Regions from separate parts of the Homo sapiens genome. Here region 1 is linked to region 2. A link is a loop called in an ENCODE intact Hi-C map of the cell type or tissue named here. Cell type or tissue: GM12878. All regions are shown on one strand. Links, peaks and the distances in the headings refer to the core of each region. The heading gives the core; the rest is flanking DNA.

What was found. Hi-C counts contacts between places; a loop is a spot of excess contacts. Peaks named below come from ENCODE experiments on the same cell type or tissue, not always from the same donor. Only the 100,000 strongest peaks of a DNase experiment are listed, where the experiment ranks them.
Region 1: it touches region 2 in a loop (5-fold over the local background); 1 of 110 quality-filtered maps calls a loop at or near these places.

What each region holds. Positions count from the first base shown.
Region 1 is chr12:24,198,414-24,202,822 of GRCh38, reverse strand. It overlaps a transcript of SOX5 not described here. Among named protein-coding and RNA genes, the nearest start is that of MIR920, 12 kb to the left of the region's middle. In GM12878, for the core only: no CTCF peak of the experiment used is centred there; DNase peaks (open chromatin) are centred at 1,031, 1,172, 2,612, 3,372 and 1 weaker place; H3K27ac peaks cover 1,260 bases.
Region 2 is chr12:24,125,896-24,130,304 of GRCh38, reverse strand. It overlaps a transcript of SOX5 not described here. Among named protein-coding and RNA genes, the nearest start is that of MIR920, 84 kb to the left of the region's middle. In GM12878, for the core only: no CTCF peak of the experiment used is centred there; DNase peaks (open chromatin) are centred at 1,794 and 2,304.

The sequences.
Region 1 (4,409 bases), core at 148-4,147, 72 kb before region 2:
AGATATATCACCATCATGTGCCTCTCATATGATTCACTGAGAAAGGCACAAAAAGTAATTTCTGTCATGTTCTTGCCAAAAGTGCATAACATGAATTTAATCACGAAGAAATATCAGACAACCCAAAAGGGACATACTACAAAATAACCTGGCAGGACCCTTAAAAAGTGTGAAGGTCATTAAAAACAAAGAAAGATTGAAGAACTGTCCCAGATGGAAAGAGATGAAGAAAACATGACAACTAAATATTGGCTCATAGTCCAAGAAAAACACATTAGTGGGTCAATTGTTGATATTTCAATGAGGGCCATAGATCATCAAATCATGTATGAATGTATCAATGTTAATCTTTTGGTTTTGATGATTGTATTATTGGTTCTATAATATGTTAATTTGTGGGAACCTGAGTAAAGAATATATGGACACTCTGTACTATTTTTGCATTTTTTAAGCCTGAAATTATTTCAGAATGAAAAGTTAAATTGGAAGATAAAAATTGTGTGCCTTAAATAAAATGTATGTATGTATTATCCATTCATCTTTATTATCCATTGCTATATAAAAGGATGACTTCAATAGACTCTAGGAAGAAAGGAGAATTGTAATAGAGTGATAGGTATGTTACACTGTGAACTGGGTCCTATTTTGTTAACTTGCTCTGTCACCCACTGTGTAAACCCCGGGGATACTTTCTATACTTTTATATTTTGCTAGTCTATTTGCCAATAACATAGAAATAATGATCTAGCAAGACTGTTTGTAATTATTCACACCAATGGAGGAGAGCAGAGATGTCAAGTATGGAGCCCACAAACAATAATTTTAAGAAGCACTCAAGTGAAGATCAAGGTTTAATGCCAATGAAGAGCCAAGTGTATTCTGGTAGATGTAAAACTCCAGCTATACAAATGTTTTCATAGAGGGAAAGCAGAGCTAGTACATTAAGTTCCATCGATGTGTGTTAAGAGATCAGTAATCAAACAAAAGCTGGAAAGGAAGTAAGGGGCACAGTATCGGTGCAGCCATCCAGTCAGTCTCCAAGGGCCCAGGTTAAGTTAAAAACAATGTCTGATGACTCACACCTCCCAAAGCTTGATGGTGCCAGTGAGATGGGGGTAGTACTCACTAATACTCTGTGACAACATTAAAGGACTAGGGTAAAGGATCGATAGCAACTTGAGAGTTAGCAGAGTTCTGTGCAACACCAGCTTGTTTTCACACACATTGATGTTAAAGTTTTTTTGTGTTCAAAATAGTTACAAGATGTCAGCAGAGAGATTGACATCATTAACTATATTTTATAGATGAGGAAACTGAAATTCAGAGTTTCTCAAATTATACTGCTAGTAGAGAATGGACTTGCACTGTAGACCAGGGTATTCATTTGAGTCCTTGAACCTTTTAGCATCAGGAAACTCCCTAGAAGTACATGAAATGTTTGTGTATAAGACTATGCAGGTGCATTTTTTTTTTTCCTGAGAAAAGGATACAAATCATGTGATTTTATCAGATTTTCAAAGGAGTCTGTGACCTAAAACATAACAAAATATAAAATTTTCTTTCCACATGAGCGCACAACATGGAGTGGAAATACTTTTGCTGGACTTGGGAGTATATAACTCTTACAGTACATATAAGAAGCATCAGTATGAAAGTAAATGATTTAACAGAGAGATTCTGGGACTTGCCCAGAATCACAAGAGTTAGTGCCTAAGTAAAACCAGAACTCTAGCTGTCCACAATTTCAGGGAATTGGTTTTCCTATTGACCATGTTATGAATTGTTGGGTGTATAGTTCTGTGATAGTTCCTCCCTGACCAGGGAGGTGGAGGTCTGGTTCCCAGGTCTGGTACCAGTGGAGGACGTCAGATCCAAAGGAACCTTGAGCAGCAACTGAATTCCAGTGCTCTGCTGAGACATCAATTAGCATTTTGAGCATAAGGGCAATTTGAATAAAATTCTGTGGATTGTTTGAGAATTCTCTAGGTGGAATTAGGAAGTATGGTAGAATTATCTTACCTGTGTGGAAGGAAAATGTCTTTTAAATAATGGCAGAGGCCTTAGGGTGAGCATTCTGATTGTGTTGTCTCATCTGGCACCTGCAATACCTGCCAGAGTTTTAGCTTCCTAAATTACTCTGGGGCATTAGAGAAGATCCTTCTGTCCAGAGATATTGTACTTCTTTGAAGAATACTTTGAATGAGATTTGAGTTTCTATATAGCTTTGACATTTGCCAAAAAGGTTACAGTATCCACAGACACCCAAATGTTGTCCCTATATATGAGTGTGCGTGTTTTCACGGCAGCGTAGATCAAATTAAAAAAAAAAAAGTAACACTTTACTATTACAATCAGAGTTCCTTATCATTCATGTATATGCACACATAGTAAGTATATGTATATTTGACTTTCAAACCCAAGATTTATAAAAGACTTAAGATGTATTATAAAGATCTTACAGAACTTAAAATTTAATCTAATCACCAATGATTGAGAGAGTAGTAAGGACTCTAAGAGCTGGCTAACCTTATCTAAGTCACTGCTTTTGTGGACAAGGAACTGAAGCTCAGAGAGGTTAAATTTTGCATCATTTTACACAGTTAATAAGTGACAGAGCCAGAAAAAGTACCCAGATTTCCTGATTCCTAGCCCAGTTTTCTTTTCACTATGGCATAGTGCCTTATGACACATATGAGATTAGAGCAAAATTGTATTTGTTGAAATGCATGAGAAGTGTTGTGGGTCTTTTGATGATGTTGTGTGGAAGGAGTGGGTTCATTCAATCCTTGATATTTTTCCCCCAGTTTTACACTTTAAAACTAATAAATGAATAATATCCTTTATCTATTTCAAATTAGTAAGATTCTACTGATTTTTTTTTTCTTTTCAGCAATCTGCCTATAGTTTTGGAACTTACTTACTTCTGTCAGAATAAATGTATGCACACATTTGAGTTACTAACTCTTGAGTTGCTAACCCACTAAGTGACTAATCTAAGAAATCACCTCTCTTGTTAGGTGCACTGGATTGCAAACGTCTTTTGATAATACTGCAGTGGTAGTGTAGGGATTTGCAACTGGCAGGCAGGAATTGAATTGCCATCATTTGGCTTTAGCAGGAGTTAGAGTCTTGTCTCCAACATAAGCATGAGCCAAGGTACTGTCTCCTTTTTTCTAATTTTAGTTGGAACCATTGGCACTGATCTTACCTAGACAGACTAGTGTTATTTCTACCCAGCACAATCTGCTGGGATGGGCTCTATTCCAAGCCATTCAGTTGAACTTCTCCCCCTGATTTACCAAACAGAGATATGATTGGATGTTGAGGTTAGAAGCTTTCACCCTTTTCATTAGAAGTCATCCGTTCAGACATAGAGATTCTAAGTTTAATTGGTTCAATGTATGACTCAGAAAGAATTGGCTGTTATGACTGAAAAATGCAGCATGCTTTAATTGTGGGTCAGGAAGTAATTACTGCGACATTTTGGTGCTGGGACTTAGATATTGATACATTTAACAGTACAGGGGTGAGCAAAATGGTGAGAAGTGATGTCTACTTTCCAGCCCTCACCTATCTTATTCTGGAACAGACGCATTGTACCGTTGTCCTGTCATGGTCTTTAATCATGGGCATCCATCCCTGCTGGCATCTCTCATGATCTCAGACACAGAGGCCGTGCTTTGGCTCATGTCTGCATCCTTACCACAATCCTCAGTGAGACCTCATCAGGCCGACAGTGCTCTCCCTCGACTAACTTTCACACCATTCGGATGAAAAGGGGACATCCCAGCCTCTCGGACCTTGATCATTTGTGCAGCCACGTCTGTACTCTTTTCTCCCTGCCTTAGTTTGTCATGGGATATCTGCAAGGCTGCCGTCTCACTGGAGCGCCACACGGGGAGCAGGCCATCAGTTCTCATTTTGCCCAGAGCCCAAGTATAAAAGGGTTTTTATTATTTTTCTATCCCACCCAAACCTCTGAATACTCTACATTTGCCCTGCAGGAATTAAAAGTGTAGTGACCTCATACTAGCATGTAAGGTCACTTTTTCCTGGTGAATCTTTCTTCTCCCTAAATCAAAAGTGCCAAAAACATTAACAGTCTTTTGCTATTACACATAAACAGTAATTTCTCATATGTAAAAGCACAGGAGTTTTGTTTTGTTTTCTTCTTTTTCCTGTGGTTGCTTGTGACCCAAATGTGAAAGACTGTCTGTGGAACGAAGAGGGTTAATGGATCGGGTTATTAGTTCGTATATCATCATGCAGAGGTCTCAGTGGCAAGTAGACGTGACACATACCCTGCCCTCCTGGGCTTACAGTGAGTTCACATGGAATTTATTGTTTTTTTGTTATTCTCTAAAACTATAGATAGAAGCATACCCACAAACAGCTCAATAGAGAGATCC
Region 2 (4,409 bases), core at 111-4,110:
CACCCACATTATTCACCCCAGATGCGTCGCTTTCTTCAGTAACCTAATGTGGTAATTTTATTGAGGACCGGAATGTATTAGGTCCTTCATTCCTATATGTATTTTCACATCACTGCTTTCAAATGTGCTATTTCATGTCTACCTTCCATGCTCCTTGGTTATATTTCTAGCAGATCCTGTAGTTCCCTCTCACACTTGTATTCTTTTTTTTTCTTGCTTCTCCTAGAGACAAGCACGATTAATAATTTCCTAAGTATCTTTCCAGATACATGCAATATACACTATCTTAAATATACACATACATACATGCAGGCATGTACACACAAGCACACATGTGCATTTTTAGTTTGAGTTTTTACCATGGGCATGTTAGAACTATTTAAAATAAAATGTGTTGAAATCTCCTCTAAAAGAAAATAAAACAAATGGACAAAAACCTAAAACTCTAACGTTGGCTTTTCAATCTCTTTAATCTTTAACTTTAACCTTCAAAACTTTCTCCCAATATTTTTGAATACTCTTTATTAAATGTGTCTCCCTTGATATAAGTTAGGACTCCCAGTTGTAGTGAGATAAACTAGTTTGATTTCAGAACCTCTCTTTCACTCTGCCTCTTTTGTATTCTTCTGGTTGACTCTGCTCCGATTTATTATCTGAGGCTCAGGCTGAACTCAGGCTTTTGCGATGCTGGCAGCCCCAGCTCTACATTGGAATGGACGGTCACCCTCCATGTGCAATTAAAAAATATCCAGAGAAGACCTCATTTGGGTATATGCCCATCCATCCCTGCACAATTTTGTTGAGGCCACTGAGTTCAGGCACAGTGCCAGGCATGGACCACGTGTACTCCCAAAAGTATGGGAGAGGAACACCCCAAAGAAAAGGGGTTTTGATCAGATAAGGAATGGATAACACACTGGGTAATAAAATTGTAGTTAATAGAGTCCGTAGCATTACTTTAAAAAAATTAGTAAAGGGTACATTAGTCATGACAAAAACAATATTCCTATTGTACTGAACTTGTTTTTAACAGACGTAGACTAAAGCTGTTAATATGTTGCTAATGACAATAAGGGGTTTATTCAAATGAAAAGGTGTTTAACATTCTTTCAAAAGAACCTTCATAATGGATGTATTTTCAATATTTTCTCTAAATTATTCTTTGCTTTAAATTAGTATCATCCATCCAACTGATTATACCCATTATAATCACAATGTGAAGTTAAGTCATGACTGAATGTTTGTGTAGGTTAATAGTAGTCAGATGTCCTTGTAAATGTGCATAATTGCGTTTAAATCCATCAGCAAATCCCAGTGTTTCTATTCACAAAGTATATCTTGAAGCTCTCCATTTCTATGTGTTTTCCATTGCCACCTTCCTAGTCCACCATCGTTTTTCTCCTGGACTCCAGCAATAGTTTCCCACCTGGCCACTTTGCCTACTCTCTCTTCCCAACCCCACAAATCCATTTCCTACACAACAGCCCAAGGACGATATCAATCAGATTATATTATAATCATATCATGTTATTCCCCTGTTTAAAGCCCTCCAATAGCAGCTCATTATACATGAATTAAACCTAAAGTCTTTGCCATGACCAAAAAGGCCCTGCGGGTTGTGGCTTCTGCTTACCTCTGTCACTTCCATTTTGAGAACATGCCGAAAGCTGTCCCCAAATCAGGGCCTTTGCATACACTGTTCCCACTGTGTAGAACCGCCCCCTTCTCACATCTGCCTCACCACGTCTGGCTTTTCATCCTTTAGGTCTCAGCCAAAATATCAAGTTTCGAGAGGTCTTTTTTTGCTACCCTATCTAAATTGTCGCTCACTCTTTACTGCTAGCATTTCACCATGTTTGTTTTCTTTGTATGCTTACAATTACAGTATTTGGTATCATTTTGACTGTTTATTTCCTCTCTCCCCCACTAGTTGTCTGTTTCATGAGCAAGGAGTAAAGGTTAATGCCTGTTTCATTCACAGGGTCCTGTTAATAGCACAGGGACTGGCACAGAATTTTTTTCCTCAGAAGATGCTTATCAAATGACTAACAATGAATTTAGTAACCTCTTTAAGTAACTGTATCCATTTGATAAGCTATTTTTAAATATCCTTGTGTATGATAATAATACAAATAACAGCAAAACCCACAATAGCAGCACACTGCTAAAAAGAGAAAGTTTATTAAGGTGAGACCGAAACAAAAGATAACAATAAACCCTCCAGTGAAGTTAACTGAGGTTGAATGCTTACAGGAGGAGGAGAATACCACCACTAAAAACTAGTTTGATTTATGGTGTAAAACATTACTCATAAGAAAGAATTTTTCACCAAATCCTAGGAGGCTGTGCTAGGTATCTGCCCGATCCGATCTATTTCCCTAAGGGAAATGGTAGACTCTCTTGGGAACTGTGGGCTGATCTGAAAACTGTAGGGTGCAACCTATATACAAATTAGACCAAATGAGACGGTGTTGCCTCTAATGCACTCACTTCTCTATGTGATTGGTTTATGCATCAGGCTTCCCTTCCCCAGGTGGGGTGAGGTGGTATTGGGGTGGAAGCAGGGGGCATGTATCATACCCCTCCCAAAGAGAGTGGTGATTTTTTATCTCACTGGGGAGGCACACTAAGAAGGTTTAAAAATGTAAATGCCTTGTCAAGGCTGTAAAACAAAGATATAGTCTCCTTTTATTCCCACACTGTGGCAACAGCTGAAGTGATCACAAAAGTGTGGCGGAGAAGCTTAGGATCTTCCTCAATATCTACCTTCAAGGTGGCTTAGAGATAAATGTAGGAATATAGAAATTCAAAAGTATTGCAGTAGTGACCTGATAGCATTAATAAGATAATGAGGTAAACTAGATAACCAATTGGTATTATTATTATTATTATTATTATCATTATTATTATTATTGAGATAGGGTCTAGCTCTATTACCCAGGCTGGAATGCAGTGGGGCAGTCTCAGCTCACAGCTGAACCCACCTCCTGGGCTCAAGCAATCCTCCCACCTGAGCCTCCTCAGTAGCTGGGACTACAGGCATGCGCCACCATGCCTGGCTAATTTTTGTATTTTTTGTAGAGACAGGGTTTTGCCATGTTGCCCAGGCTGGTCTCAAACTCCTGTGCTCAAACAATGATCCATCTGCCTTGGCCTCCCAAAATGCTGGGATCACAGGCATGAGCCACTGTGCCTGGCATCAACTTGTTTTACTATATCTGGTCTTCATTTGGAAGTATTATGACATTTATAATGTGCAATCTTATGTTAAATGCATTTGTAGTATGTACTAATTATATAGTATTTAAACATGTAGCCATAAAACTGTTCATTTGAGTTTCAAGGCAGACATCCCTAAGAAGCCTTTTAAGATGAGATCTGAAACAGGATGTAGTTAAGTGAAAAGTTCGAAGAAAGGGAGGAGTTCCATATAGGGAGACATTTGTGTGAAGGTGGATGTGAGATGACCCCCATCATGTTCAGTGACCCCAGAAAGAGCAGCATACTAGAGTCCCGAGGGCAGCAGAGACCAAACATGCCCAGTGACAAGGTGGAGAGCACCTGCAGCTCGATTGTGAAGCATCCCGTAAACATTTGCAGGATTTGGGCAGAAAGAACCCAAAGTAGTTATTTTAGCTAGGGAATGCAATTGTCGGGTTTACATTATGAGACAATGTTTCTGTGGCTTATTTCATCATTCCAAACAAAAGGTGCTAATGGGCTGAATAGAATGGAGGTGGTGGAGATGCCGAGAAGTGGCAGATTGAAAACTTATTAAATTTTGTAGACTCTGCAGCACAGTGTTATTTATTTGTTAGATTATTTATTAGTAAGGATAGCATGGTGTGAAGAGAGGAATAAGGGTGCTATCCTGGTTTTCGCTTTGCAGGGTGCTTCGTGGTGGCCTTACTGAAATAAGGAATGCCGAGAGTGGCACCCACATGAATGGGTCCTGTTTTGAGCACACGAATTTTGTATTTTCTGAAAGGCCTGTAATGGAGATGTTGAGTAGATATTTGGATTAAGTGGGCGTTGGGACATGCTATAAGGATACAGGGAGAAATATAGATTTGGAAGGCATTGGCATGGAAGGGGAATTCAAAACAAGGGAGTGGATATGATTATACAGGGAATTAAAAGAGGGCTTACATACAGACATAGCCCTGAGGAACTTCAGTATTCAAGGTATGGGCTGAGGGGGAAGTGGATTTACAGAGAAGGCTAGAGGAGAGAACCTTGGAACAGGTCCTACTGGAAGAGAACCTGTAAATTGGAGTGTCCTGACATCTCAGAGGAGAGATCCTGTAGGAAAGGAAGTGCCCATGGCCATTGAAATGCCATTGAGATGCCAAGCAAGATACGGATCTGAAAGGCCCTCTTGGATTCACTGGTTATTAGAGGCCTAGCTC